Linked DNA regions of Homo sapiens: region 1 is linked to region 2. Evidence: read pairs that join two places in POLR2A ChIA-PET (ENCODE). Cell type or tissue: MCF 10A. All regions are shown on one strand. Links, peaks and the distances in the headings refer to the core of each region. The heading gives the core; the rest is flanking DNA.

What was found. ChIA-PET counts read pairs that join two places held together with the same protein. Peaks named below come from ENCODE experiments on the same cell type or tissue, not always from the same donor. Only the 100,000 strongest peaks of a DNase experiment are listed, where the experiment ranks them.
Region 1: POLR2A ChIA-PET joins it to region 2 with 6 read pairs; 2 of 35 experiments call an interaction of 5 or more read pairs at or near these places.

The regions. Positions count from the first base shown.
Region 1 is chr22:25,317,549-25,333,588 of GRCh38, forward strand. It overlaps the pseudogene IGLL3P. Among named protein-coding and RNA genes, the nearest start is that of CRYBB2, 110 kb to the left of the region's middle. In MCF 10A, for the core only: no CTCF peak of the experiment used is centred there; no DNase peak of the experiment used is centred there.
Region 2 is chr22:25,166,884-25,182,923 of GRCh38, forward strand. KIAA1671 reads left to right here. Exons shown (of 13, transcript NM_001145206.2): 7 at 3,937-4,055; 8 at 7,357-7,606; 9 at 10,465-10,639; 10 at 14,816-14,940. It also overlaps the pseudogene STMN3P1. Among named protein-coding and RNA genes, the nearest start is that of CRYBB3, 25 kb to the right of the region's middle. RefSeq lists silencers at 2,259-2,553, 5,319-5,613. In MCF 10A, for the core only: no CTCF peak of the experiment used is centred there; a DNase peak (open chromatin) is centred at 9,488.

The sequences.
Region 1 (16,040 bases), core at 6,700-11,699, 150 kb after region 2:
GAGGAGGGCCTTGTTGGCCATGACCTGGGAGAGATGGGGGTGAGAGCCTGGGGGACCACACCATGTCCCCAGCACACGAAACAGTGCCTGGTAGACAGAATGTATTTATGGATGGACGGACAGGTAGATGGATGGATGAATGGACAGATGATAGATGGATGCAAAGACAGATGAATAGATGGACAGATGCACAGATGGACAGATGGATGGACGGACAGACGGAATGAATGATCAGAAAAGGCTTCATGAACAAAGTGAGACTGAGCTGCATCTCCATGGGTAGATACAAAAGCAGAGGACTCTCCTCTTGAGTCAGGAATGACCCAGTGTCCTGGTCCAGGGAGGAAGTCAGCCTCCTTGACTGGGGACACTTGTGGCAGATTTCAGAGGCCCTTAAAATGAGGCCAAGTGAGGTGGACAGGTCCGAGCCAGCTGAGGACTCCTCAGCCACACGGCACAGCTGCCTGAGGGGATGTGTCACTCAGGGAGTTGCTGGGACCTACTGGGCCCAGCGTTGCCATCAGCACCAACAGCTTCAGAGAGGGGGACACATGCCGGGGTGACTCCAAGGCTGTGGGCGGCACCTGCCTCAGATAGAGAACAGGCACAGAGACACTACTGGGGGACACTACTGGGACACTGGCCACCCCCCTACCCTGTGCCTAGATCACAGCCTACACACTGCAGCCCTGTGCCCCTCACACCCAGCAGGTTCCTGCTCCAGCGCGGCTCCTGGACTGGCCCCGGGTGCTGGCCCCGGGGGTTTCAATCCAAGCATAATTCAGTGAAGCATGTGTTTGGCAGCGGGACCCAGCTCACCGTTTTAGGTACGTGGCTCTAACTTCCCAGCCTGTCCCACCCTCTCCTGTCTCTGGAAAAATCTGTTTTCTTTCTCTGGGTCTTCTTCCCCTCTGGCCTCCAGGCCTTAGGCATGAAACCCTCCCTTTCTCCTTGGGGTCTGGGGGAAGTGGGCTAGTCTCAGGTCAACTGGCTTGAAGGGCCTCTACAGTGGGAGCAGCCGCCTTCAGGTTCCAACAGTGGGACACAGCCTGGTCCCGGGACCTGGGCTGGGATTGGGCGGGGTCAGTGCTCCTCCCCTCTCCCAGGGCAAGTGTCTGAGTGAGGGACAGAGGCCGGTTCTGATAAGGGGCCCTGCAGTGGCCTTAGAGACAGTCCCCGGGACCCCAGGGTCTAGGCTGAGGGCTGGATGCCCATCCAGCCTGGGAGGGCCACACAGGGCCCTGGGGACACAGGCGTCACCCCAAGGGGAGACCAATGGAGGGCACAGAGAGGGCTCTGGGTCTAGGCTGCAGCTCTGTGGCCTGTGCTGGGTCGTAAGGACATGGGGACATAGAGGGATGGGTGAGACTGGGTGAGGTCCCAGAGCCCAGCCCTCCCAGGACGGTCACGAGAAAGGAGAGGGTCTCTTAGTGCAGAGATGTGTCTGTCCCTGGAGCCCTATCACCTCTGGGGCCTGGTGTCTCCATTCACAGGTCGGCCTCCTGCCTTCATTTGAGGAAGGGCACCTTAGACTCAGAAGGTGACTAGCGGGGAGTAAACGGGAGTGCAGAGAACTCCACGGCTGACAGGTGAAGTCCAGGGGCATCAGAGGCTGCTGGGGTGGGCATGGGGGCTGTGGTACCCCAACATCTGTGTTAGCAGCCCCAAGAACCCAGCCGATGTGAAGGGTCCTGTGGTTGGGCTGGTGGGGACAGGGGCGACGGCAGAGCCCCAGGGTGTGTCTGGGTGGAGCCCACGCTTCACCAGGAGAGCTGAGTGGGCCAGGCTGGGTCACAGCCTGGTGCCCCAGGGGATGGGAAGCTCCAGGCCATGCCAGGCTTGGGCCTCCCCACACCCTGCCAGGTCAGTTTTGTGTGCTGTTGGGGAGACCCCTAGATTCCAAACTCAGACTCCAGAAACCAGGAAGGAGGGAGCACAGCCTGCCCTGGGTGCACACGGGGAAACTGAGGCTGCAGAGGAAAGGGCTGGGCCAGGACACCTGGGAAAGGTGACTTGGGAAGGGGTCCTAGGAAGGCACAGGGCTGTCTGCTCTCCAGAGGGCTCCAGTGGAAAGGAGGGAATGAGGAGGGAAGGAGAGGCCCTGGGTGGACCAGACGGCCACACCATGAACCCTCCCAGAGACTTTAGACAGAGAGAGGCGCTCCACAACACCCCACACTCCCTCTGCCATCTCTCACCCCCTCCTCTGTCCACACAGGTCAGCCCAAGGCCACCCCCTCGGTCACTCTGTTCCTGCCGTCCTCTGAGGAGCTCCAAGCCAACAAGGCCACACTGGTGTGTCTCATGAATGACTTCTATCTGGGAATCTTGACGGTGACCTGGAAGGCAGATGGTACCCCCATCACCCAGGGCGTGGAGATGACCACGCCCTCCAAACAGAGCAACAGCAAGTACATGGCCAGCAGCTACCTGAGCCTGACGCCCGAGCAGTGGAGGTCCCGCAGAAGCTACAGCTGCCAGGTCATGCATGAAGGGAGCACTGCAGAGAAGACGGTGGCCCCTGCAGAATGTTCATAGGTTCCCAGCCCCCACCCCACCCACAGGGGCCTGGAGCTGCAGGATCCCAGGGGAGGCGTCTCTCTCTGCATCCCAAGCCATCCAGCCCTTCTCCCTGTACCCAGTAAACCCTCAGTAAATATCCTCTTTGTCAACCAGAAATCCTGCTCCCTCTCTTCATTTCTTATCTCTCATATAATGTGATGCTTCTCCTGGGTTCTCAGTGTGGCGCTGGGAGAATGCTGACACCAGTGGGAAAGTAGCCTGGAGGAGAGGATCAAAGCCACCCACGGGTGTCCCCTGGGGAAATAGGCCAGGATAGGAGGAGTTCGCTCACTGGACACCAGTCCCTCCAGTCTCTCCCTCCTCCCCTTCTTCCTTGCAGCTCAACCCCCAACTCGCTGCCTGCTTTCTGGAGGGAGCTACTTCTGGCTGAGCCTCCAGATACACCCTGTGTCCCTGTCCTGGTCTGGACCCTCTACCCACCCACAGCCTCTCTTTCCTCAGCCTGGAAATCCTACTCTGAGCCTGGAGCCCCTCTTCTGGCCCTGACCCTGGCCCCTGGAATGCCTTCCTTCCTCTCTGCCCAACTCCCCACCCCTGAGAGCTGGACTGTCCAGGATTTTTCATCTGACAGCAGGTTCAGAGGCCTGAGAAAAATAGGAGGAAGCCAAGAAGGAAACACACATGAAAGGCCTGCAAGAGGATCAGGACACTTGCAAAAGATAGGCTCTGAGCTCTCCAGGAACCAGTGCAAGAAGGGTAATACCTCCATCATTTCTTTCTTTTTGTTTTTTTAGTTGGAGTCTCGCTGTGTTGCCCAGGCTGGAGTGCAATGGTACAATCTCTGCTCACCATAACCTCCACCTCCCAGGTTCAACAGATTCTCCTGCCTCAGCCTCCTGAGTAGCTGGGATTACAGGTATGTGCCACCACACCCGGCTAATTTTTGTATTTTTATTAGAGATGGAGTTTCGCCATGTTGTTCAGGCTGGTGTGCTCCATCATTTCTAAGAGATTAAACAAGTCTTTGCTCGAGGGAAGTTGGTTTTCTCAATGCTGAGGCCAGGCATCTCTTCATAATTAAAAGTGGGGATGTGTTTTACCCAAGGCCTCACTATTGATGGGATTTGGGCTCTGACATGTGCACAGGTGACTTCCTGGCAGCCCTAGGACATGGAGAGTTTCTCAGATGCTTGGCACAGACAGTCACTGGCCATCTTTGCAGGAAGCATCATTTTTGGGAAACTCTTCGCCATTGGATCCTGGGCCTCAGGTGGAAAACCAGGTCCTGTGTTGGGCATTTCTCTGTGAGGCTCCCTAGGTCTGGGGCTCCAGCTCCTCTCTGAGAAGAAGGTGTGGGGGGAGAGAACAGGGCCCAGCCACACCCAGCCTCTCCTGCATGGTTCCTGCTCATCAGGGTGTTAGAGGGGTGGTGGCACCAGCAGTGGTCAGGCCTGTGTTTCTGTGGGTGGGGCCAAGGAGGTACCCTTGGGGCATCCTAGGGAGTCTCTCCCATGGCTCCTGTTTCACTTTCCTGTGGCTGCTGTCAGAAATGACCCGTAATTTAGAGGCTTAAAACATCACACATTGATTCTGTCCCTGGTCTGGAGGTCAGACGTCCAAAATGAATCGTAGAGTGCTAAAATCAGGGTGCCAGCCAGGCCAGGCTCCTTTGAGGGCTACGGAGAGAATCCGTGTCCAGGATTTTTCCAGCTTCTAGAGGATGCCCTGGGCTCCTGGCCCTTTCCTCCAACTTCAAAGCCAGAGCCAGCATCTTCAAATCTCTCCCACTCTTCTCTCTCTCTCTCTCTCTCTCTCCCCACCGCCTTCTCTCACCCTCCCTCCTTCTCTCCCTTTCTTGTCCTCCAGCCCCACACCTGCTGTCACTCTGACCCTCCTGCCTCCTCCTTTCCCTTATAAAGACCCCACCTTGGACCCACCCACATAACCCAGGATCATCTTCCACCTCAGGCCCCTTGACATCATCACATCTGTAAAGTCCCTGAGGCCACACAACACAGCACATGGACAGGTCCCGGGACTGGGACACAGCCGTCCCTGGGCCCTAATTCAGCCCAACCACAGCTCCTTTCCTTCCTTCCTCTCTCCTTCTCTGGGTATAAGAAGGGAATGCAGAGAGGTTGGTCAATGAATACACACTTACAGTTAGATGCAAGGAATGTGTTCTAATGTTGGATAGCAGAGTAGGGTGACTATGGTTAGCAATAATGTATTGTATATTTCAAAATAGCCACAAGAGAGAACTGAAATATACTCAACACATAGAAATGATAAATACTGAAGCCATACCCCAAATATCCTGACTTGATGATGACACGGTGGATGCACAGAACCAAACAGCACATGTAACTCAGAAATGTCCAATATAGGCCGAGTCTGGTGGCTCACACTTGTAATCCCAGCACTTTAGGAGGCCGAGGCGGGCGGATCATGAGGTCAGGAGATCGAGACCATCCTGGTTAACATGGTGAAACCCCGTCTCTACTAAAAATACAAAAAAATTATCTGAGCATGGTGGCGGGCACCTGTAGTTCCAGCTACTTGGGAGGCTGAGGCAGGAGAATGGTGTGAACCCAGCAGCCAGAGCTTGCAGTGAGCCGAGATTGCGCCACTGCACTCCAGCCTAGATGACAAAGCAATACTCCACCTCAAAAAAAAAAAAAGATATTTCCAATATCATGTATCAGTATATTCTTTTCTATTAATAAGAAAGGCAAGAAAAAGAAGTTAAGCATGAACTAGCCATTTGACCTAGCAATTCCAGCCCTAAGAATTTGTCTAGAAGAAATGAAAGCATGTGTTCCAAAAAGACGTGTACATAAATGTTCTCAGCAGCCTCATTCACTATAGGCAGCAACTGGAAACAACCCAAGTGTCCGTCAGCTAGAGAATGGATAGACCCATATGGTCTGTGCATACAGTGGAGTACTGCTCAGTTACACAAGGAAAAGAAACTATGGATACAGGTCACAGGAGGGATGAACTTCAAAACATTACAGTAAGTGAAAGAAGTAAAACTCCACGAGAGAAGTTGGTGGGTATGGATGTGTTTTTGAACTGGCAGAATTTTACTCTGTTCATTGGGGTATCAGGTATTGAGTCCCTATTGACCAGGTACTGTGCTAGGTGTGGCCATTACAGAAATCAGAAGCAGACACCAGCTCCATTGTGATGAGACTCACTCGATCAGCCATTTCTGATGAACAGTGAGGTACCTTGACACTCACTGCTTACATTTGCAGGCTTTACTTAATGCCACTTAAATCTCCCTGTTCCCCAAGTCTCCTTTCTTTTTTCTTTTTTTTTTGCTAGACAGATTCTTGCTCTGTCACCCAGGCTGGAGTGCAGTGGCACCATCTCGGCTCACTGCAACATCCATCCCCTGGGTTCAAGCAGTTCTCCTGCCTCAGCCTCCCGAATAGCTGGGATTACAAGTGCCCACCAACATGCCCGCTAATTTTTGTATTTTTAGTAGAGACGGGGTTTTGTCATGTTGGCCAGGCTGGTCTTGAACTCCTCCTGACCTCAGGTGATCCGCCTGCCTAGGCCTCCCAAAGTTTTGGGATTACAGGCATGAGCCACCGTGCCTGGCCCCCACATCTCTTTTCTTTCCAACTCCCCTTATTAGACACAGCTTTTTAAAGCAATCCCTGCCATACCCATGGCTTCAATTGTTTTCTATATGCTCTGATGAGAATAAAATTTAAATGTTGTTTTTATATAACAGCTTTATTTTACATGACACCTCATTCACCATGATCATAAATTCAGAGTTGCTCTAAGAAAGTAATAACTAAAAAATTGTCATATTCTTTGTATGTAAATGTTAGGAAATTTCGTTAATGGTTTGACTTAACGTGTGTGTTATTTTTTAAAACATGAGTTGTGATGTCATAGAATGGACTTAGCCTACAGAGGTTTCTATCCAACTTTCAAGCAGAGAGCTCCATTTCAGTGCGATACTTAAGAGTCCAGAACTATCTTTTTTTTTTTTTTTTTTTTTTGAGACGGAGTCTCACTCTGTCACCCAGGCTGGAGTGCAGTGGCATGATCTCGGCTCATTGCAAGCTCCGCCTCCCAGGTTCAAGGGATTCTCCTGCCTCAGCCTCCCGAGTAGCTGGTATTACAGGTACCTGCCATTGTGCCTGGCTAATTTTTGTATTTTTAGTAGAGACTGGGTTTCACCATGTTGGCCAGGCTGGTCTCGAACTCCTGACCTCATGATCCACCCAGCTCGGCCTCCCAAAGTGCTGGGATTACAGGCGTGAGTCACCGTGTCTGGCCCAAAACTATCTTATTCCCCATACCTATTCCTCTTCCTACATTGTCTGTGTAGGAGAAAGTCACTGATATTTACCCAGTCCTTCAAACTAGAGCCTTAGCAGCCTGTTTTTCCTTTTCCTTCCCCTGTTCTTCCACATCTAATCCTCTAGCACTACCTGTTCTCTCTCCCAAATGAACACAAAACTTTTCCGTCCACTTCAGTCATTTCCTCTGCCTTTGGCCTTATCTGTTCTCCCAGATGAACATAGTGTCTCTCTCTCTTTTTTTTGAGACAGAATCTCTCTCTGTCGCCTAGGCTGGAGTTCAATGGTGTGATCTTGGCTCACTGCAACCTCCACCTCTCGGGTTCAAGTGATTCTCCTGCCTCAGCCCCTCGAGTAGATGGGACTACATACAGGTGCCCGCCACCATGCCAGGCTAATTTTTGTATTTTTAGTAGACATGGGGTTTCACCATGTTGGCCAGGCTGGTCTCGAACTCCTGACCTCAAATGTTCCACCCACCTCAGCCTCCCAACATAATGTCTCTTAATTGGTCCCATTGCTTCCATGAGTCCTTCTCTGTTGTGCAGAGAGACCTCACTGCAAACACGTCTGATAGAGACTCCTCATCTCTATGTGGTTCCGTGACTCTCATGTTGCTAGAATAAAATTTAAACTCTACTTAAACTCTACTGCTGGACAGTGAATGAGTCTTTGTATTCCAGGTTCATTCACTGCCCAGCAGTGTAGTCTTACACAACTGAACTCTCTAAGCCTTGGTTTGCTCATCTGCCTGAACTCACTGAGTGTTGGGACTGTTTCAGGACCATGAAGTGCCTCACCCTTAGAAGGGATTTAATGTTGAATGAAAGGGAGGAATTTAAAAATCCACATAAAAAACATTTTTTTGTTGTTTTTTGAGATGGAGTCTCGCTCTGTTGCCCAGGCTGGAGTGCAGTGGCACAATCTCAGCTCACTGCAACCTCTGCCTCCTGGGTTCAAGTGATTCTCCTGCCTCAGCCTTCTGAGTAGCTGGGATTACAGGCATGTGCCACCACGCCCAGCTATTTTTTGTATTTTTAGTAGAGATGGGGTTTTGCCATGTTGCCCCAGCTGGTCTCAAACTCCTGACCTCACGTGATCCACCCACCTGGGCCTCCCAAAGTGCTAGGATTACAGCTGTGAGCCACCGCGCCCAGCCATTTTTCTTAAAATAAACTAATCTACAATGTCACTTCCCCTCCATGCTTGACTTCTACCTTTACTTTCTGATAACCACAGTCATCTTGTGGGGATCAAGACTCCTCAGGATTAAAATCTGGCCCCACCTTGAGCAGTCGTGGGACTTTGGGGAAGTTACTTGACTTTTCCATCTAGATTTATTCTCCAAAATCTATAAAATGCGACTGTTTCTGAAGGTTAAATTAGTAGGCCACAGTTGGAACAGTGTCAGACACATAATGCTTGCCAGATGTTGACTATTCATCTTTATCAAATGAGGACAATGGTACCCCACTGTGTGGTTCTTAATTTTGTATAAGAAAATAATGTTTTATGCATTATTAGTAAAAGAAATACCTGAGGCTGGCCGTGGTGGCTCACACCTGTAATCCCAGCGCTTTGGGAGGCTGAGTCAGGTGGATCACCTGAGGTCAGGAGTTCAAGACCAGCCTGACCAACATGGTGAAACTCTCATCTCTACTAAAAATACAAAAATTAGCCAGATGCGGTGGTGCATGCCTGTAGTCCCAGCTACTCGGGAGGCTGAGGCTGGAGAATCACTTGAACCTGGGAGGTGGAGGCTGCAGTGAGCCGAGGTCGTGCCACTGCACCCCAGCCTGGTCAACAGAGTGACACTCCCATCTCAAAAAATAAATAAAAAGTAAATAAAAGAAATATCTGAATACCCCTGCCATGGAAAGAAGAAACAGCGAGAAAAGGGAGTTGGTACGTCCTAGCATTACAGAACTGGGAAGGATGTGTTCAGTCCCTATTTTATAGACGAGGAGGGAAGTGTGATGTGTCCCAGGGTTTCACTGAGGATACACAGCCATAACTCTCTATTGAGAGTGGGACCAGGGCCCTGGGGGTAGCTATGGTCAAGTTGCAGACAAGAACTAACACTTGTAAGACAGGAGAGAAGCATTTAGTTACAAAAGCAGTCAAAAACTTGTGTATAACTACATTTGGTGAGCAAATGAAAGCTGTCAGACTCAAAAACAGAAATGCTGGTGGAACTGACTTTAGTAACTGGGGTTTTCTTTATTTTATTTTATTTTATTTTATTTTTTTTGAGAGAGTTTCAACCCTGTCACCCAGGCTGGAGTGCAATGGCGCGATCTCAGCTCACTGTGCAACCTCCACCTCCTGGATTCAAGCGACTCTCCTGCCTCAGCTTCCAGAGTAGCTAGGATGACAGGTGCCTGCCACCACGCCGAGCTAATGTTTTGTATTTTTGGTAGAGATGGGGTTTCACCATGTTAGCCAGGCTGGTCTCGAACTCCTGATCTCGGGTGATCCTCCCCCATCAGCCTCCCAAAGTGCTAGGATTACAGGCGTGAGCCACCGTGCCCGGCCGTGCCAGGGTTTTCTATTGAGTTTCTTGCCAAGGGTGACTTCCAATAACAATCCCCCCCTGCACTTTGCTTAGTTCTGGAAAGCTCAGGCCGCACAGGGTGAATAAAAGCCTGAGTAGTGCAGTCCCCATGGAGGGGCAGGGGTGCCACAAGGTGGGCAGCAGCTGGGATGGGCATTGTGAGGCACTGGGGGGGCTGTGGGGCTGGACATGGTGAGTCACTAGCCTGACCTGTTTCCTGGTAACCAGGTGACATAGGAAGCTTTGTGGGTTATAGGCATTAGCCAGGCCAGCAGCCCTCAGTCGGTAGCTGGCAGTGGAGGGAGGAGGAGCTCCGACTGTGCTCTTTGACGGCAGTTTTTGTGCCTCTTGGCGCTTGTCGTGTTTCTTTTTGAGGTAAAACAGTAGGTCCCCGACCTCATAGACCATCCAGTTTGGGAGGTGGCGGCAGACTACGGGCTGAGGCCCCAGATCTGCCTGGGGTCAGGCTGCTTCTACAAGTGCAGGGCCACCCTCAGTAGTGTGGCTGCTAGGGCAGCACAGTTACAATTTCATCGAAGGCTCAGGCAGGAGTGGAGAGGAGTGTAGGTGCCCCACGGGGAATATACTGACCTGTCGTGTGTGCCCCAAAGTCAGCTCCGACTGTGGCTGGCCCAGGGGGAAGGCAGCATCCAGTTATGAATCTGATATTTATGAGGCCGTGGCTGCTGCAACATCAGAATCCACTACCGTAGAGCCTGGCAAGCTGGATGTGGGAGCCACGGAGGGCCAAGACCTGCAGCACATCAGCAACCAAAAGATGCCCACAGGTAAAAAAGCCACGGGTGCCGTTTACCCTCTGGCACACCTCTGGCCACCCCCACCCCCTTCCCTTACCCTCATCCCCAGAGACATCCTCAGCTTCCAGCTCCCTCCTGTCCATAGCCAGCTTTCCCAGGTCTGGGCATGGGGGACAAAGGCTGGCTCTGCCTCTTGCCTTAGACATTGAGGCTTTTTTGATCTAGTCTCTCCCTTTTCTCAATGAAAATTCAAATACCCCAATTTTGGAGTCCCCATCCCATTCTCTAGCCTCACCTATCCGGCCGGTTTGGTACCTAAATGAAGGAACCAGCTAAGGGTCAGATTGTTACTTTTCTCCCAACCCTTAAAGTAGCTAATAATTGGGATAATTCAGGCCCAAATATTTGGATTTTTTGTTTTTTTTTTTTTGAGATGGAGTCTCACTCTGTTGTCCAGGCTGGAGGGCAGAGGCATGATCTCAGCTCACTGCCACTTCTGCCTCCCGGGTTCAAGCAATTCTTCTGCCTCAGCCTCCTGAGTAGCTGGGACTACAGGCACGTGCCACCACACCTGGCTAATTTTTTGTATTTTTAGTACAGGTGGGTTTCACCGTGTTAGCCAGGATGGTCTCTATCTCCTGACCTCATGATCCACCTGCCTCGGCCTTCCAAAGTGTTGGGATTACAGGCGTGAGCCACTGCGCCCGGCTGGAGATTTCTTAAATTCAAAATTCAAAATTATTATTTTTTGAGACAAGGCCTCATTTTGTCACCCAGGAATGCATTGGTGCAATGACAGCTCACTGCAACCTTGACCTCCTCAGGTTCAGGTGTTCCCCCCACCTCAGGCTCCCAAGTAACTGGCACTAAGGCATCATGCCAAGCTAATTTTTCTATTTTTTTTTTTTTGTATAGATGGGGTTTCATCATGTTGCCCAGGCTTGGTTCACTTTTAATAGTAAAGGACACCTCAAATGTTTAGATATTTGCTTTCACTTTGGGCAATTATGAATATAGCTATTAAAAACCTTGCTGTGTCTTGTTTAAAAATTATGTTTCCAAAATATAACTAAGGAAATACTTAGGATTATAATTACTTGCTTGTATGGTAAGACCAGGTTTTTCTTTGTAAGAATTTTGGGGCTGGGCACGGTGGCTCACGCCTGTAATCCCAGCACTTTGGGAAGCTGAGGCGGGTGATCACGAGGTCAGGAGATCAAGACCATCCTGGCCAACATGGCGAGACCCCGCCTCCACTAAAAATACAAAAATCAGCTGGGCGTGGTGGCCTGTGCCTGTAATCCCAGCTACTTGAGAGGCTGAGGCAGGAGAATCGCTTGAACCAGGGAGTCAGATGTTGCAGTGAGCCGAGTTCGCGCCACTGCACTCCAGCTTGGTGACAGAGCAAAACTGCGTCGCAAAAAACAACAACAAAAAAGAATTTTGGTAGAATTTTTTTTTTTTTTTTTTAACCAGTGAAATCATATGAATGTAGTGTTTTTGGTTTTTCCTTCTTTTGAAAGATTATTAATCATTGCTTCAATTTCTAAAATAAATATAGGCCTATTCAGATGATCTATTTTTCCCCAGAAGACTTTTGGTCTTCTAAAATCGATAAAAAGGAATGAGCTCATTTCATCTATGTATCAAATTGTGGGCATAGATGTGTTCAGAATATTCCTTTATTATTTTTTGATTTAACTGCTCTTCAATTGATGCTATTAGTACATTGTAACATCTTTCTTTCCTTTGTGGTTAGCCAAGGTAGAGGTTTATCAATGGTACTGATCTCAAAGAACTGGCTTTTTGTTTTATTGATTTTCTCGGATGATTTTCTGTTTTCTATTCCATTGATTTCTGCAAGAATTGTTTTTTAAGCTTAGAGTATGAATTTAGATTTTTCTCATTATTGACACCGCGTCATGAATGTAGTTCACTGAATTCAATCTCACTGAAATGTACACTAAATAATTAAAATAATATGTATGCTTCACCATAATTTAAAAAGTAAAACACGATAGGTGATAAATGTAGTAGCAGGATATGTAAATCCACAGAATTAAATGGTCTTGTAACATTTTGAAAAATGAGGGGATTGGCCTGGACCTTCAAATGGGCAGGAGGTGTGAGGAGATGCTCTCACAGAACCATACAGTGCCTTTCTGTATTAATCAGTTCTTAACGCTAATATTTCACATTTCTCCTCCTCTCCTTTGCTTTCCTTCCACACCAAAGAGAATGGTCCAGCAGCAGCTCAGTCCATGCTTGTCAACCACCCACCTCCATAGACTTCAGCGCTGGTCCCCACATCCCCCAAGGCTCCTAGTGGGATTCCTGAGAAGCACCAATGCACTGACTATTACTCTATGTTCTCCTAGCTTCTGTTCTGGACCTGGAAGATATTGCGCTTGATATTGCGGAGGAGGTGTTATCTGAAATGGTGAGATGCATTCCTTCATCTGGAAGAGAATTTTTTTTTTTTCTGGGGCTTCTTCCCTTATTAATGAAATGAAGACATAAAAGTCTGACCATATACATAACAGATGACTAAGACAATTTTCTTGGTGGGGGGAATATCAAGTGAATATCATTTTTGATTGCCATTGTCAATCAAGCTTCAGTTGATCAAGCTTCAGTTGGTCATGGACTCTAGTGACCAGCCATGAGTTTATGAACAACTGAGGCCTAATTGATGATGACAGTAAAAAATGACAGCATTACCTACAAACTGTCTGGTAGTGAGCATATTTTTTAGTAGCAACTTTTTCTTCTTGAAAAATAATTTTGTATTTGCCAGCCAACATGGACTTGCAAATATTCCATGAAAACCCATTGCCCAAAATTCCTACCGTATGTATTTATTATTTTTAAAAAAAGCTTTATTGAGAAATAGTTGACATGCAAAACAATTCACCCATTTAAAGTGGGTGATTCAGTGTTTTTACTGTATTTACAGGGTTGTGCAACCATTGTACAATCTCATTTTAGAACGTTTTCATTCCTCCACGAAGAAACCCTGTATCCATTAGTGGTTACTCCTCTCTTTTTCCAACCCCCACACCTCTGGCGATAGGAAGCCACTCATCTACTTTCTATTGCTGTAGATTTGCCTACTCCGGCCGTTTCTTTTTTAACTTGTTTTTTTTTTTTTTTTTTTTAAGTTCTGAGATACATGTGCAGGATGTACAGGTTTGTTACATAGGTAAAAGTGTGCCATGGTGGTTTGCTGCACCTGTCAAACCATCACCTAGGTATTAAGCCCTGCATGCATTTGCTGTTTATCCAGATGCTCTCCCTTCCCCTGCCCCGACAGGCCCGAGTGTGTCTTGTTCTCTTCTCTAACACCGTATATATCCTAAGACCACTCCCTTGCTGATACAAATCTAAGTGATGGGTTGTGGGGGGCTCTATTCCCTGCTTTTGTCTGGAGAGCCTGCCTGGCCTCAGGTTCCTGATAGGAGTGAGGACCTGGAGTGCACTGTGAGAAACAGATGGCTCAGTGAAGAACTGTCATCATCCACTGGAGTCCCTGGAAACAGCCGTATCATTTAGATGGTGTGGGTTTGTGTGCATGAGGGTTGGGAGTTAGCTAGGGATGAATTAATGTGTAGTGATTGTGAATGTGTTTGTAAATGTGTGTTTTTCCCCTAAAATGTGGACCCGCATGCCCAGCACAGTGCAAGTGTCAGTTTTCTTGAATTCCTGGCCTATGGTGGTTCTCTCACCTCAGCCTCCCGAGTCATGTCATTCTTCTAATAAAAAGGAAGAAAAACTTCAACACCACCATACACTTTACATAAATGACCTCTTTACTCCCTCACCACAGCTGTACCTGAAGGTCAGTTTAATATCCCTACTCCTTATATGGAGAGAGTGCAGAAAGGAATGAACCCAGATTTTGACCTCCTGAATGGAAAAGGCAAAAGTGAACCCAGAAATGGGTCCCGATGTTGATGGTCTGTATTACTTAACTGTGTCAGCACTCAGGCTTGGTGATATGACCCTACACCAGGGAGTTCCAGCACCTATGTGTGCCCCTGGTAGTGGTAGTGGATGGCCTATAAGCGTGCCAAACATTGCCCATCATCAAATGGGGCCCCATTGGTCACATAACCCTGGGTAGCAAAAGGTACACGGAACAATAGACGTTGGCATGGACATTACTGTGAAATATACATAGAAAGCCCACAGGCTTCTGGTCAGCTCACAGATTCTGAGAAGTGTAAGGGATCACATGGAATAGTGCAGGTCAACATCTGTCAGTGCTGCGATCATTCCTTAGCACTTGGTCAAAGCAGGGAAGGATCAGGAAGATATTGCATTGTATTTAGTAACATGAGTACCTCAAGCCTTAGAAATGCTCCAATCCATGGCCGGGCACGGTGGGAGGCTGAGACAGCCGATCACCTGAGTCAGGAGTTTGAGACCAGCCTGGCCAACATGGTGAAAGCCTGTATTTTTATACAAAAAGTAGTCAGGCATGGTGGCACACACCTGTAATCCCAGCTACTTGGGAGGCTGAGGCTGGAGAATCACTTGAACCTGGGAGGTGGAGGTTGCAGTGAGCCAAGATCGAACCCCTGCACTGCAGTCTGAGTGGCAGAGTGAAACTCTGTCTCAAAAAAAAAAAAAAAAAAAAAAGCTCCAATCCATAGCAGACGGACAAGGGCCAGTGCCACATCAGAACTCAGAGGACATTGTTGTTAGCCTGGTGCCCATCAATCTCACTGGAGACCTCCTGCATCGCTACGTTAGTGAGGCTTAGCGCTCACCATGTACTGATCCCCATGATGGACTGTCCCACTGTCGGGGGCTGGTGTGAGCATGAGCAGCCACTGACTCAATGGACGCACACAGTGTAAAGAAACGGAAGACATGGGCTGGGCGCGGTGGCTCAAGCCTCTAATCCCAGCACTTTGGGAGGCCGAGGTGGGTGGATTGCCTGAGGTTAGGAGTTCAAGACCAGCCTGGCCGAGCTGGTGAAACCCCGTCTCAACTGCAAATACAAAAATTAGCTGGGTGTGGTGGTGGGCACCTGTAATGCCAGGTACTCAGGAGGCTGAGGCAGGAGAATCACTTGAACCCAGGAGGCAGAGGTAGCAGTGAGCCGAGATTGAGCCATTGCACTCCAGCCTGGGTGACTGGACGAGACTTCGTCTTAAAAAAAAAAAAAGAAAAAAGGAAGGGAAGAGCAGAGGAGAAATATCACAGTTAGTACTCATATCTCTTAGACCCCTTCTGAGTAGGAGTGAACAGGACCTGGCCTTCCTGTCTGCCGAAAGCATGGCATGGACATCATCCTAAATGCCTCAAGAATGGAGTTTCATTGCTTTCTCTTGTCTTCTCCATCTGTATGTGATGATGGCAGTGACACCAGCAGAAATTGGTTGGGGGGCAGAACAGGAATCAGGTCCCCACTTCTCTGACACGGAGCAGACAGGACACAAATCAGCAGGGATGGACTTCAGGGTCAGGACACAGGTCCCAGGCCTGATCTTCCTGGGGCTGGGACAGATGAGTTTTTCTTTTTCACCTCTTCTGGAAGTCACTTGAGGAATGGTCCTTGAGGAGACACTGTTGACCAAGGGTTGTCTGGCCCAGAAATGTGTTTTTGTTGTTTTGTTTGTTTGTTTGTTTTGAGACAGAGTCTCACTCTGTTGCCCAGGCTGGAGTGCAGTGGCAGGATCTGAACTCTCTGCAACCTCCACCTCCCAGGTTCAAGTGATTCTCCTGCCTCAGCCTGCTGAGTAGCTGGAATTACAGACGTGCACCACCATGCCCAGCTAATTTTTGTATTTATAGTAGAGATGGGGTTTCTCCATGTTGGCCAGGCTGGTCTTGAACTCCTTCAGATGATCCACCTGCCTCAGCCTCCCAAAG
Region 2 (16,040 bases), core at 6,738-11,737:
AGGCACAAGCCCAGCATCCACCTTGCAGCCTCGGGACAACAAGCTGCTTGGGACAACGATGTCTTGTCCTCCACCAGAAACAACCCCTAAGTCCCCAGCATCTGGCCTCTGAATCTGACCTCTGAAGGGCATTAAGTTAGGGAATGGCCAGTTCCATCACATCTTTGAAAACAGTAAGGAGCTGGGAGCGGGCTCAGATGACCACTTCTAGCCCTGCGTCCCAGGGAGAATTCTGTCGATGGTGCTGTGCCTCTGAGTATATCAGGTGACCTTGCCTTGCAAGGCAAAAACATAACACTCCCCAGCAGGGCCTGAGTGCATCCCTACAGCGTGCTAACAGCTATCCCTATGTGCTGCCCGTAGGCTTGGAAGTTAGGCAGCCTCTTCCAAAGCTGGCTTGCTCATCTGGATCCCAAAGCCCTTTGACCTGGTGACTCTATACCTAGTAATTTCTCTTACGGGAATAATTGCAGAGATGTGTTGATTTAGCCTCAGGGGTGTTCGTCATATTATTGATTATAGTGGTGAAGAAAATCCTCAGCAACCAAAAGTCCCAGCACTTGGGGACTGGTTAATTGGAAGATGCTGCATCCGAAAAGTGAAATATTCTTCAGCCAGTAAAATGGTGATGTAGGTGAATTGATCCTGAGAAAATTCCGGGCAGGACTATGAGAGAATACTGTCTTTGGGTGATAAGTTCTTTTAAAATGTATTCTTTGTGATTTTCCGTTACTCCTAAATGTTTTACAGTGAGTAAGGTGTTATGTTGTAACTAGAGACAGAAAAGCTTCTACAGACAGTAGAATTAAGAGTGGACAGCAGCTCTTATTTGGGTCTATGAGTGTAGCCATTTAGCAGGGGTGACTGAGGGATTTATTCTGAATTCCCGTCCTTGTATACACCTCATTCACAGTATTCCCACGAACATCATGGGGTACATGAGTATCTCTAAAAGGCAAGAGAAAGAGAATGGAAAGGAGGTGACCATTTATGGGATGTTTCCTGAGTGCTGGGCCCTGTTCTAGGAGCTGTCAAGTTTGCGCCTGTGCCCTGGGGGTGACCATTATTTTCTCACTGAATTCTTGTAACTTCTCTGCAATTCAGAGAGGGAAGCCAGAGCCCTGAGGCCACACAGCAGGCTTTTCCCCAGGTGCCCACTCATTCTGCAGGACCACATGGACCACAAGTGCTGTCTCGGCTCAGTGTGGTTCCAGAGAACCTGAGAAGAGGCTGGCTCCCCTGCCTGGGAAGAAGATAAACTGCTGAGGAACAATCAGCCCACCTCCGTTAACTAAGCACCTACTGCGTGCCAGGCAGGCTCCAAGAGGGGAACAGAAACATTGGAGCATCCCAGTCTTAAAGGGCACATCTGATGAGTTGCAGAATCCTAGAGCCTGCGTCTGTGCCGTGACCTCCCACGCCCAGTTCCCCGGTGCCTAGCATGTAGTAGGAGCTCAGTAAATATCTGTTGTGTAATATAAATTATGTGTCACGTTCTGCCTGGTACAATTGATAAGTCATCCAGGGTATACAGTGGTGGCTCACGCCTGGAATCCCAGCACTGCGGGAGGCCGAGGTGGGCGGATCACCTGAGGCCAGGAGTTCGTGACCAGCCTGGGCAATGTGGTGAAACCCTGTCTCCACTAAAAATACAAACAAATTAGCCAGGCATGGTGGTGTGTGCCTGTAATCCCAGCTACTAAGGAGGCTGAGGCAAGAAAATCACTTGAACCTGGGAGGCGGAGGTTGCGGTGAGCCAAGATTGCACCACTGCACTCCAGCCTGGGAGACAGGGTGGGACTCCATCTAGGGAAAAAAAAAAAAGTTTAGGGAGGAGATATCACCATGGGTTGCAATAGCTTTGTTTAAGAAGGATGGATAGGGAGGTGGAATGATACAAACAAGGCTGCAGAGGCCAGGAGTGTGTGAGGCTTGTGTGGGTATGGTATGTAGTAAGCCAAAGAGTGTGGGATAGAGAGTTTGTTTGGAGCAAGGGTAGGGGATGGGATCAGACAGGAAATGTGGGGGCTCACTTTCAAGGGGCCTTGGATTTCTACGTGAGGACAATAGGGAACCCCGGAAGGTTTTTGAGCAGGAGATGATATGAAGCATATTCCAGCAGAATGTGCCTCCTGATCTCAAATGGAACAGAACGTAAGGAGTAAAGATGAGCCCCGTTTGTCTTTCTGGGCCAGTCTTATGCCCTAACCCCCATCTCCAAATTCCTCATCAAAAGACAGTGACTGGGGCTGGGCGTGGTGCCTCACCATGCAATGTAATTGCAATGCTTTGAGAGGCTGAGGCAGGAGGATTTCTTGAGCCCAGGAGATTAAGACCAGCCTGGGCAACATGACGAGACCCCATCTCTACAAAAAAATTTTTTTAAATAGCTGGGTGTGGTAGTGTATACCTATACTCCCAGCTACTTGGGAGTCTCAGGCAGGAGGATTACTTGAGCCCCAGAGGCCAAGGCTGGAGTGAGCTGTGATTGCACCACTGTACTCCAGCCTAGGTGACAGAGTAAGACCTTGTCTCAAAAAAAAAAAAAAAAAAAAAGGTGACTGAGAGCGTCATTCAAAGCTTCAAAGCTCAGGCAGCCAAGGCCGTCTGAGTCATCAGTGTGCCAACGGCCCATCCAAGGATTGGACTTTTGGTTTTGTCTTGAGGGCACCAGCTTCTCCCCACTCAACAAAGCACAAGCCTAAGTGGCAGCCACTTCAGTGGCCACATCACAGGGAATGGGCTTTTAATTTGCGAAGCAGACAAATGAGGGAAGACAGCAGTTCAGTCATTTAATGGGGATTTATGGCCTTTCCACCGTGTGCCAGGCTTGGCCCTGTGGTCAGTTCTGTGCTAATCAGCACCCTTGCTCCCTGCGTGCCCTCTCTGAGTGCCCAGGCCGAGGGCCGAGACCAGCAACAGACCGGGTTGCAACAGCCCAAGGGATTGATGTTGCCTGAAGCGCAGTGGTTTGGACCTGGGGGTTGAATTCCACTTCGCTGGCTGTTTACTGGCTATTTGATTTGGGGCGTGTAATTTCATGTTTTTTGTTTGAGATGGAGTGTCTCTCTGTCGCCCAGGCTGGAGTGGTGCAATCTTGGCTCATTGCAAGCTCCGCCTCCCGAGTTCACGCCGTTCTCCTGCCTCAGCCTCCCAAGTAGCTGGAACTATAGGCGCCTGCCACCACACCCAGCTAATTTTTTATATTTTTAGTAGAGATGAGGTTTCACCATGTTAGCCAGGATGGTCTCGATCTCCTGACCTCGTGATCCGCCCACCTCGGCCTCCCAAAGTACTGGGATTACAAGAGTGAGCCACCATGCCCGGCCGTAATTTCATGTTTTTAAGCCTCAATTTTATCATCTGTAAAATGGGGATCGTAATAAGATCCACCCCATGGGATTGTCGAGGGACTGTAGTTCAACCAGGTGATCTCATGTCAAGAGCTCAGCCCAATGCCTGTCCCAAGTTCGGTGCTCCATGGATGTTCTGTCTGGTGATGCGGTTGGGAAACACGGTGGTGGTAGGAACCTGGGCAAGCGGGTGCATGGAGCTTCCCCCAGCCAGATCCATGAGTCTGAGTAACACTGAAGATGAGAGAAGTGTGCCCAGGCTGTACTGTGAGGAGGAGAGAGGGCCATTGAGGTGGGGGCCAGGCGATGCCCTGCAGGGCTCCACATGCCAGGTAGGGTGACCACTTCATCCCAGTTGGCCCACTTTTAGCACTGAAAGTCCTGTATCCTGTGATATCTTGGTAAACCAGGACGATTGGTCACGCTAGTGCCCAGCCAAGATGTCTGGCCCCACTTAGGAAGGCAGCGGGTTGCTGGGATGGGTTTGAGCTGGGGGCCATGCGATCTGATTTGTGTGTCAGCCGGGACGGGGGTTCTGAGTACATTTCCTGGTAGAAATCTCACATCTGGCTTGTCTTTGCAGGACCAGCTGAAGCAGTGTTTCTCCCGGCAGCCCACTGAACCCAAGGACACTGACACCCTCGTGCACGAAGCCGGCAGCCAGTATGGGACGTGGACAGAGCAGTGCCAGAGTGGGGAGAGGTAGGACGCGTGCGACGGGATTCTGGCTGCAAAGGGGGCAGCTGGGCTGGAGTTGCTGCAGCCCACCCACCTCCTGATTTCTATATTGCTAAAACCTCCAGTCTGTAATTATAAAAGGAACCCATTCTTCTTTTAAAAAGGAAATTAGGAAGTACAAAAAAATAATAATAAAGATTATGGGCCGGGTGCGGTGGCTCACGTCTGTAATCCCAGCACTTTGGGAGGCTGAGGCGGGCGGATTGCCTGAGCTCAGGAGTTCGAGACCAGACTGGGAAACATGGTGGAACCCCGTCTCTACTAAAATACAAAAAATTAGCTGGGTGTGGCAGCGTACCCCTGTAATCCCAGCTACTTGGGAGGCTGAGGCAGGAGAATCAATCACTTGAACCTGGGAGGCGGAGGTTGCAGTGAGCCGGGATTGTGCCACTGCACTCCAGCCTGGGGGACAGAGCAAGACTCCGTCTCAAAAAAACAAACAAAAAAAGATTATGGGTCAGCCACAGTGGCTCACACCTGTAATCCCAGCACTTTGGGAAGCCCAGGCGGGCAGATCACTTGAGGCCTGGAGTTTGAGACCAGCCTGGCCAACATGGCGAAACCCCATCTCTACTAAAAACGCAAAAAAAATTAGCTGGGTGTGGTGGTGGGCACCTGTGATGCCAACTGCTCAGGAGGCTGAAGCACAAGAATCACTTGAACCCGGGAGGTGGAGGCTGCAGTAAGCCAAGATTGCGCCAATGCACTCAATCCAGCCTGGGCGACAGAGAGAGACACCTTGTCTAAAAAAAAATAATAATAATAATAATGATATATGAAATATCCAAGATAGGCAAATACCATAGAGACAGAAAACAGATGAGGCGCTGGGGTGGAGAGGGAATGGGGAGTGGCTGCTTCGTGGGTATCTGGTTTCCTTTTGGGGTGATGGAAATTTCTAGGATGACAGTGATGATGGCTCCACAACACTGTGACTGTCCTGCATGTGACCAATGGCAAATTGTATTTTACCACAGTGATAAAAATGATAAAGTCACCAATATTAAAGTTGGCAGGAGGGTGATAGAATTGAAAATGGATAAGAAAAAGTAAAAGGAAAGCAAAGGTTTTTTACAGTGCCCGAGAAAGCTGTTTTTCCCACTGACCCATGAAATATGTGTTTAGTTATGAGCTTACTTAAATTTATCTAGAATACCCCTGCAAGAGCACTGGACTGAGAGTCTGGAAACCCAGGTCTTGGTTTTGCACATGTCACTGTGTGACCCTAGGAGCCCGTTCCTCTCTCGGGGTCTCCATTCCCCAGTTCTGACTCAGGACCTGTGGGACCTGGAGTGTGGACTTAGGTGCACCCCTGAGGGGGTGCTCCCTGCTGTCCTGCAGAGACAATGCAACTTCCCCTCCTCGGGCCACCCCAGGAGCATGGCACACCCAGCCTTGGACAGTGGTGCCACCTGCTGTCTCTCAGTGCTGTTACCTTCATCCCGTGTGGATTTGCCTCAATCCACCTTACAACCCTAACATCCTCCATATGACAAGTAATAAAATCACCCCAGAGCTGACAGAAAGCACGATGAAATGCCAGCACACCTGTGGAAAGTTCTGCTCAAGGGAGCAGACTGGTGGTCTTGAGAGTAGGCCCACTTGTCAGGTGTGCCCACCTGTCCTTTCTCAAGGCGAGGGTTTCCCATGACCTGGAGGCTTTGCTAGGCTATTGGCTTAGGTGTTCTTTTTAATATGTGGATGGAGGCAGGGCAGGAGGTTTTTAATGACTTGAATTATCTGTAAATTTTCTATCTTACATTATTCCAATGACCCAAGTGATACCTGATTATATTATCATAGGAAGAGATTTCAGAAGTAGGAGAGAGCCAAGGACATGGACGCTGGAGTCAGACTGCCTGGGCTCAATCCCAGTCCTGTTGCTGGGGACAAGCTAATTTACATCTCTATGCCTCAGTTTCCTCACCTTTAACAAGGTGAATAAGAATACTTAAGTTCATGAGGCCAATTATATTAGTCTGTTTTCACACTGCTATACAGAACTACCTGAGACTGGGTAATTTGTAAAGGAAAGAGGTTTAATTGACTCACAGTTCTGCAGGGCTGGGGAAGCCTCAGGAAACTTACAATCATGGCGGAAGGTGAAGGGGAAGCAAGGCACGTCCTACCTGGCAGCAGGAGAGAGAGAACGGGAAGGTGCCACACACTTTTAAACCATCAGATCTTGTGAGAGCTCACTCACTATCATGAGAACAGCAAGGAGGACATCTGCCCCCATTATCCAATCACTTCCCCCCACCAGGCCCTTCCTCCAATTCGACATGAGATTTAGTTGGGGACACAAATCCAAACCATGTCACCAACCCTAACTTGTAGGATTGTGGCAGTTATAGGCTAATCCTCATAGGATTATTGGAGAGGACTGAATGACACATTTTTTAGCACAATGCTTGGCACATAGTAAGTGCTCAGTAGATTTTTATTAAATGACTGAATGAATAAGTGAATGAAATAATGCAGGTCCCACCACCTGCTCTTCCATAGGTAACTGCTGATAACAATTTGATCTACATCAGCACTGCCCAGCAGAAATACAACATGATGATTTGATCCTTATGCAATATATACATGTATTGAAACACCACTCTGTACCCCGGAAACGTGTAATTACTATGTATCGATTATAAATAAAAAAGAATTATAATGTAAGCTGCAAATGCAAGACATATATGTAATTTAAAATGTCCTGGTAGCTACACCAAAAGAATAAAAAGAAACAAGTGAAATTCAATTTAGGGATGTATTTTATCAGAACCAAGGGATCCAAAATACTATCATTTCCACATGTAATTAACATGAAAAGTTATTAGCGAGGCAGTTTACATTCTTTTTTTCTATTCAAAGTATTGGAAATCCAGTGTGTAAGGTATAGGAAATCCAGTGTGTAAGATGCTCACGGCATATCTCAGCTCTGTCACTTGCTCCATTGCAAGGACCCAACAACCACCTGTGATAAGCAGCTTCCGTCCAGGACAGCGCAGGGCCAAAGGATCTTGAGTGGCACAGGACTGACTCCTCCCATTCTGCACCTGGCCAGGTGTTCCAGGCAGTGCCTTAGACAGCACCTCGCTGGCACATCTTGTGCTGTTTCCAAAGAGGGTCTTCTGCTGGGATGTTCTGTCTGTTGTTACTTGGCTTATAAAACATAACCCAAGCTATGCTGCCTGCAGCATCCTTCACTTGAAATCCCGTTCTCTGAAACGTTCTCCATAACCATGTCTCCCTTCATTCCCTTTTTTGGCAGCTTGGCCACTGAGTCCCCAGATAGCAGTGCCACATCGACAAGGAAACAGCCCCCCAGCAGCCGTTTGTCTTCTCTGTCCTCCCAAACGGAGCCCACCTCGGCAGGGGACCAGTATGACTGCTCCAGGGACCAGCGGAGCACCAGCGTGGACCACTCCAGCACTGACCTGGAATCCACCGATGGGATGGAGGGGCCGCCTCCACCGGACGCCTGCCCTGAAAAGAGAGTAGATGACTTCTCCTTCATTGATGTAAGTCAGTGGCCAGGAGCATTTCTTCTTAAATGGAAATTCCAGCCTCTCTCTGTGAATTGCCACTTCAGGTGTAGGATCTGTGTGCCAGGGACCCTTGGAGTGGGTACGGAGGGCACTGTCTTTGAAATGGGACTCACTTATGCATGTATCTTGGACCTGCCATACACCTGCTGTGTGTCTTGGGGCAAATGTCTTCACCTCTCTGAGCCTCAGCTTCCTTATCCACTTGTAACCAGCATCATCAGCTCCACAGCCTCAAATACAATTGCATGCATTCAAATTAAAACTGATCTAAGCCCTTACCTGCTAGGTAAGCAGGGAGTCTGACCACTTACCCCTGGGAAGTCACCCTGAGGTTTATAGTTGCAAGCATGAAGAGGCTGGAGTTTGCTCAGAATGATTCTGCTGAACGTTCTCACTAAGGTCTTGCTTGGTACAACAGTGTCCCTGGTATCAGGGGATCCGACTGTCTCTGTAGTGGCTCTTCCAGGACAGAAAGTCCCCTCAGGCATGGGCACCTTTCATGGAGGTCCCAGGGGACAGTCCCTAGCACTCAGCTCTTTCAGGTCCCAAGCACAGCCAGGATGTCAGCTGCCCCAGCATAGCAGGTCAAACGGTCTCCTGCTCTAGCATCTTCCAGACCAGAACTTATCCTCCTTTCCCCTGGGAGCCCCACCTCCAGGGGTCAGGCAGGTCTTCCTTTTCAACCCTTGAAACCCAGGGGTGATGTCATTATTCTCCTCGCGTAACAATAGGGCTACCTGCCCACTTTCTGGGGGATGGAACATCTGCAAAATGTGAAAGGGACCCTCTCTCCTGGCAGTAAAGCCTCCCACCTACACACTTGGGCATGGCTACCCACATTTCCCCAGAGGAGGAACACCGCTGCTTTAGAAAAAGGGCTTCCTTTAGGGCTTCAAAGAGGATTCTCCTTCAGTATATGGCCAAGGTCTCTCGCTGGCACCTCTAGATCAGGGCGGAGACAAAGAAAGACACAAGTTGAGTCTTGATTGGGGAACCCCATTATATAACCATGGCCATGCCCACCTCCCTGGGTGTCATCAGGATTTAGTTAGGTGATATATTCAGTTATTCACTCAACAGACATGTATTGAGATCTTGCTGTGTGCCTTACATGCCAGCATCATGTCACTGCATCATGAACTTTCCTGCTAGAACGCTAAGTGGTTCCTTCTTGATGTCCATTATAAACAACAATCAGTGAGTGTTGACCACTGGCCCAGGCACATGTTAATAACCCCAGAGGCAAAACTGCCTGCGCTTTTTGCAAATTAGCAAATCAGAGTGGCCATGGAGTGACTCTAAATGCTGGTGTCCCGAAGCATAGGTCTAACGCTTACTGAAATTATACTGCGGTTTATGTGTGATGCCCACCACGATTTGGGTCTCCTGTGGGGATACTGAGGTTTATGTATGGTGCCAACCATGATTTAGGTCTCCTGTGGGGACGGTTTGGAGGCCAAATGGGGAGGCGGAGGCGGAGCACTAAGGAATCCAGTCTCTGTACCAGGCTGAGGATGCAAGGGTGGCACCATCTTCCCCTCCAAGCCAGCCCCTCTGTCAGTGTGATTCTGTCCTGCTCTCTTGGAGTCTGAAAACCTGGCTCTGTTAAGTGGCCGGAGAAGCAAGCCTGCCTCTAGGTGCAGCAGGCACTTTCTGATTTCCGTCTTTCCCCCTCTTTCACTGGTCCCGTGCAAGTCTCCTCACAAGATACCACTGTGGCTGGTTTGGGAAGTAGCTATGATCAGCTCCTTCCACCACCCCATTGGGACTTTTGTTACTTACCATTGTTGGGAAATGATTCATTGAAATTAGCCTGTCATCACTGACTTAGAAGGCCTTGGGTGATGGAATTTCTCCAAAGTGGACCTAGGCGGAAGAAACCAACATTTCATGTAAGAACGTGAGCTTGCCGGAAAGAGCTCTTGGCTGTGAGCCGTGGTCAGGCTCTGTCTGAAACAAGGGCTTTCCACACCTGAGCACAGGGAGTTCTCTCAGCCACTGTAGGAAGGAGGCACTCTGTTTATCTCCTTTTTATAAATAGGGACACCCAAGCTCAGAGAAGTGAAGCTCATTGCCCAAGGTCACATAACCAGGATTCGAACCCAGCAGGGTTTGAACCCCAGCTCTGAGCACTTCACTGCTGTCTCCCGGGAGAATTCTGAGCCAGGCACTTCCCATCTCCTTACTGGGGCCCACCCAGATGGTCTGTGCTCCCCACCCTTTCACTGGGGGGGCCCTCACCAACCCCCCACCTGTCGCAGCTCCGAGTGTGAGTCTTCAGGGATGCCTGAAAATGGACTCCTGATGTTTAGTAAGCTGCCCCCTCCCTTCCCACCTGCACCCTAGATTATGTGAGTAATGGAGGAATTCCACGGAGAACGTCTCAACCCGGGGACTCTGTGTGAATACAGTTGACAGAAGGATTTAGTTAGATGTTGAATCCATTATTCATTCAACAAACAAACATTAATTGAGCTCCTGCTGTGTACTGATCATTGCTGTAGATTACATGCTTGTGTGGTGGATGTCACTGGGAGGGAAAAGGCATTTGTATTATGTGCCTACTGGGTGCCAGGAAGCCAGGCACTGTACTAGGGCACTCAAGGTTCATTGTTCCACCTGACTTTTGTCATCAGCCTATGGGGTATGTTTTATGGGGAAATTTAGGCTTTGGGTGTTAGGTTACTATTAAAATGTGGAAGCCCTGGCCTAGGTACCACCTAAATAGCCTCTCATCTGTCAACGAAGCTGTGTACCGCCAACTGTGTTGTGGTACCCTCCATTGATGGTTCCCTTGATTTTTTTCCTCTTCCTCCCTGCTGCTCCCAAAGCAAACCTCAGTCCTCGACTCAAGTGCCCTCAAGACCCGGGTGCAGCTCAGCAAGAGAAGCCGCCGCCGGGCCCCCATCTCCCACTCCCTCCGGCGCAGCCGATTTAGTGAGTCCGAGAGCAGATCACCTTTGGAGGATGAGACTGACAACACGTGGATGTTCAAAGACTCAACGGGTATGCCATGACTTCTCTCCTCCTCAGATAGCACATTGAACAGCAGGAAGGATTTAGACTAAGCCCTATGAAAAAATTCCTGACTTGGAAGGCTGTAGATCATTAGAACACAATTACATAGGAAACTGATTTTTTTTTTCATGTCTTAAACACACAGGTGTTTATTTAATTGTTCATTTAATTTTTAAGTTCACTTTACTACATGGATGAGATGGGTGCATATTACAGTAGGCTTGCACTATGAGAGCTGCCACCATGAGTAATATCCCAGCCCTCGGTTCTGCTTCCCTTTCTGAGTCCCACAAAAGCCACATGTGGGCAGCCTTGGGTTCCCATCCCAGCTGGCTGCTCCTTCTGGGGCTGTCTTGGTGGGGAGAGGGAGATGGGGCAGTGGGTCCGTGCTGACCCCTGAGCCCTGCAGGGGTCAGGATCCTCCCGTGGTCCCTGGTGTGGCTCTGGAAGACGCTGGCAGTGCCCGGCCAAGGCCTCCCGCAGGATGGAAGCTGAGGGCCCTGGCTCTGGGTCCTAAGAGAACTCAGCCACCCCCTTCACATTTTACAGCAAGGGGTCGGGCAGCAGCTTTGGGATGGGGCTTCTGTGGAGAAGTGGGGGATGCTGCAGTGGTACAAAGACAGCCTCCCCCACCGCCGTCCTCCAGCTGACCATCCTCCAAGGCCAGCACTGGGCATTCAAGGGAAAGAAGGAACTCAGCCCAGAGGGTGTGGGCAGGAGAGGCCTAGAGTCAGGCCTCGACCCACAGCCCCCTCTGGGTGCCAAGTGGGAAGGGTGTGGGGGCTGGCTTGGGAACCTTACCCACTGCCCTTCCAACACCTGGATCTGTGGGCAGCGGTCCCACAAAATCCCCCTTGGGGCTCCCTGAGGAGGACTTGTGGCTGCCACTTCCACCAGGGCAGAGGACACAGGAGGGGCCAGCACTCCAAAGGGCTCTAGGGTGGGTCTTTCAAGGACATCTGCAAAGCCCTGGTGGGGAGGGGCGGCGGGGCTGTCCCACGGAGGCGCCTGGGCCAGAGGCTCTTTGGAACTCTTGCACTTCTGAGTGGGGGACTGTCCATGCTGCCCACAACCTCTAGACCATGCAGCCTGCTCATGGGTCCCTGGCAGAGAATGCCCACTCCCCAGCAGACTCAGGGCAGGTCCCCAACTGCAGGCTTCCAGGAAGGCCCAGGGTGTCCACCTCAGGCCGGGTGGTCTCAGAGGACCCCTGTGCAACCACATTAAGGAAAGCTGCAGCCCCCACCCACCCCCTGCCAGTTCAACAAGCTCCGGCTGCACACGCAGGCTCCCAGACACCATCACCCGCCTCCCCCGTTGCCCCTCCCTCATGGGGAGCCCCTTCCTCCTGGAAAGACAGCAGGTACTGTAGCCTCGCCTGCTGGCCAGGGGCGCCGGCTCAGAGGACCTGCCCTGACCTGCACGTGCTGACCAGACAGCCCAGCGTAAGGACCCGCGATCCCACGCCACCGCCCTGGGTTTACCACGGTCACCGCCACCTCTCTCACAGGGCCCCCGGGGGACCCAGCCGCGCCCGGCCTGGTGTCTGCACCGAGGGACCGCGTCTCACGCCCGGCGGCTCCTGCAGGGGAAGCCGTGGTCAGCGACTCACCACGAGGACAGGGCAGGGCGGCTGAGTGCGGAAGAGAAGCATGAAGCTGGGGGCGGGGGTGGGGGAGGAGGAACAAAAGTTGCATCTAGACAGAGGTGAACGAAACAAAACCAAAACCCGAACGTGTTCTCTCGCAGGATGGGCGCCGCCCGTCCCGGGCCCTTAGCCCGACATCTCCTCTCGCTGCTCCTTGTTCCTGCGCACCTCGGCCGCGTGCAGCTCCTCGCGCAGCCGCTCGCGCAGTGCGGCCAGGTGCGCCTCGCGGATCTCCTTGCTGAGCTCCATTTGTAGTTGAGCTTCTCCTCCGCCTGGCGGCTGAAGTTGTTATTCTCCTCCAGCGCCTTGTGCAGCACCTCCCGCTCGTGCTCGCGCGGCTCCACCAGCTGCTTCAGCACCTGCGCCTCCTGCGTTGGGAAGGGAACGGAGCCGCTTCCCCTGCCCAATGCGTTGGCCTCCAGGGTGGCACTCCCAAAAGTGGAAACTGATTTCTTGTTATGCAGAACTTATCAGAAACTAGGTAAAACAGTGTTTTGAAGGTTAGTATATTAATTGAGGCTCTTTGAGTTACAAGAGACAGAGACATAGCTTAATAAGGTTTTACTATTTCTGCTTTTATTTTGATTAAATCCACCCCTGTATTCTCTTTAGGTTTGCTCGCTGGTCTTTTTTCTGTATTCCTGAGTTGAAAGATCAGTCCATATATTATCAATCTTTTCTGTTTTCTAATGCATCATTTAAGGCTATACATTTTCCTCTAAGGACTATTTTGGCTGCTTACCGTATCAAAACCTGAGCTGAATCTTGAAGAATGGATAATAATGAGTTAGGGAAAGTTATTCCAGGCAGAAGTATCAACAAGATCAAAGGGACAGAGATGTGGAAAGAACATTCTGAAAGAGGCAAGACCTGGTGCTCTGGAGCCCTTGGGCTACCCGAGGAACTGTGTGTGTGGCAGGAGCATCCCTAAACAGTTACGTGTTGCTCAAGCTGGGAATAGCAGGATATGCTGGAAAGGTAGGCAGGGGCCAGATCATGGAGATCCCTGATGCTTTGCTAAGGAGTTAGATTTCGTCTGTAGATGGAGAGCCATGAAAGACTTTTAAGAAGAAACAGGCAGGGCGTGGTGGCTCACGCCTGTAATCCCAACACTTTGGGAGGCCGAGGTGGGTGGATCACGAGGTCAGAAGATTGAGACCATTCTGGCCAACATGGTGAAACCCCGTCTCTACTAAAAATACAAAAATAGCTGGGCATGATGGCACGTGCCTGTAATCCCAGCTACTTAGGAGGCTGAGGCAGGAGAATCGATTGAACCCAGGAGGCGGAGGTTGCAGGGAGCCGAGATCGTGCCACTGCACTCCAGCCTAGCAACAAAGCTAGACTCTGTCTCAAAAAAAAAAAAGAAGAAAAAATTTCTTCTTGCAATGGAAACTAGAGCAGCTGACCTGCCCACTCTATGTAGACACAGCCTTTTTAGTCCTCAAAAACATCTTGTAGGTGCCTTTGTTCATTTGGGATTTGCCCATAGCAAACATTAGGATGTCAGACCAGGCTCTGAGCTGAGTGAGGGGCATTGCTTCTGACCAGATACCTTAAAGAAATGCTTGGAGAGTTCTCTCTCCCACTCCTATCCCATTTCTGTTATTAAAGGAAATGTTTAAGTGCCTCAGGTGAGACCTCTCTGCACTTTCTTGGTTTTCTGAGCCAAGTTCTATTAAGCCACCTGGAGCAAATGAAGACCATAATAGGGACAAAAGCACACAAATACCCCCAGCTGGAACGTGGCAGCAGCACCTCTGGCTCCCATCAGCCTGGAGGAGCCGGCCAGGGGCTGGATGGGGAAGGCTGGGTCTGTGTTTTCTTAGCGTACCTCAGTTCCTCGGGTAGCCCAAGGGCTCCAGAGCACCAGGTCTTGCCTCTTTCATCCCCGCCCCCTCCTCCAATCCTCACTGTGCCCATGCCAGCATCCTGGTCTCAGAGAAGTAGAAACTCCTCCCATATCACTCCTGGAAGAGTGGGATAGGCAGCCCATCACCCAAAAGCTTGAGTGATCAGCTCAGCCTCAAGCACGGGTCTGGGGTTAAGTCCTGGATAGGGGAGTTGGGGTCAAGGAAAATGGCTTCCTGGTCCACCTTTGGGCCGCCTTTCCACAAGACACATGAAGCTCTCCACATTCTCCTCTGAGAGCATAACCTCGGTGCATTGTTGGCTGAAAGCATTCCTATCTACTTTCCTGCCTCTGCCAAAGATTTCCTTCTATTCCCTGACTTGGAATGAGCCAAGGGCCCAGGAGATGGGTTTGCCTCTGTCCTCCCGCAAAAGAAAACCTACTCTGCCTGTTGTCAGTATCTTCTGGCAAGAAGCAGAGTTGTGAGAAGAGAGAGCATGAAAGCAGGCACCTTGGTGGTCCTCATCTGTAAAATGGGCCATAGCGTCTTCTGTGCAGGTCTGATGTGAGCATTGCATGAGATACTGTGTGCAAATTATCTGGCATGTAGGACCTCAATACATGGCAGCTGCTGATGAATTCAGTGCCCTTTTCTTTGCAACAGAGGAGAAATCACCCAGGAAGGAGGAGTCGGATGAGGAGGAGACGGCATCCAAAGCTGAGAGGACCCCTGTCAGCCATCCTCAGAGGATGCCTGCGTTTCCAGGCATGGATCCGGCAGTGCTAAAGGTACCAGACCTCTCACCAAGAGTCACCTGGTGGGCATGATCCTCAACCTTAGCAGTGTAAAGAATAGATTCCGGCTGGGTGCAGTGGCTCACGCCTGTAATCCCAGCACTTTGGGAGGCCGAGTTGGGCGGATCACGAGATCAGGAGATCGAGACCATCCTGGATAACATGGTGAAACCCCGTCTCTACTAAAAAATAGAAAAAAATTAGCCGGGCGTGGTGGCGGGCGCCTGTAGTCCCAGCTACCTGGGAGGCTGAGGCAGGAGAATGGCTTGAACCTGGGAGGCGGAGCTTGCAGTAAGCCGAGATTGCGCCACGGCACTCCAGCCTGGGCGACAGAGCGGGACTCCATCTCAAAAAAAAAACAAAAAACAAACATATTCCTTCCTTCCGTCCTTCCTTCCTTTCTTCCTCCCTCCCTGTCTTCCTCCTTCCTTTTGTCCCTTCTTCCTCCCTCCCTTCCTACCTCTTTCTCTTTCCTCCCTCCCTTTCTCCTTCCTTTTCTCTTCTTTCTTTCCTCCCTCCCTTTCTCTTCTTTCTTTCCTCCCTCCCTTTCTCTTTTCTTCCTTCCTTCCTTTTTTGTCCATCCTTTTTTATCCTTCTTTTTTTCCTTCCTTCTCCTTCCTTCATTCCTTCCATTTTTGAAATAGTTTAAGTTTCAAACGGAGTTGCAAAAATAACTCAGGGAGTTTCTCCATACCCTTCACTCAGCTTCACCCACATGATAGTATTTCACATGACCATAGCACATTGGCAAAATTAGGAAATTGGCTTCTACCATTAACAATACTACCAACTTACTTGGCTTTCACCAGTGGCCCTGTGTTGCTTAATCTCCACTTTCTGACTCTCCTCCGCCCCCAAACCTGCTGCTCTGGTGTCATAGCTAAGCCTTGGTTTGCTTATCTGTAAAGTGGGCTGAGAATCCAACTGGTGACGCTCACCAGTGCTGAACATCAGGGAAGCAGGAGTGAACAAACCCAGGCTCCTGAAGCCCTTGAGGAATCCGGTCTGCTGTGGAAGGCAGGCACAGAAAATGATCATTTCAGTACCAGATGACACAGGAAGCCAGTGCTGGAACCAAGTCCCAGTCTCCCAAA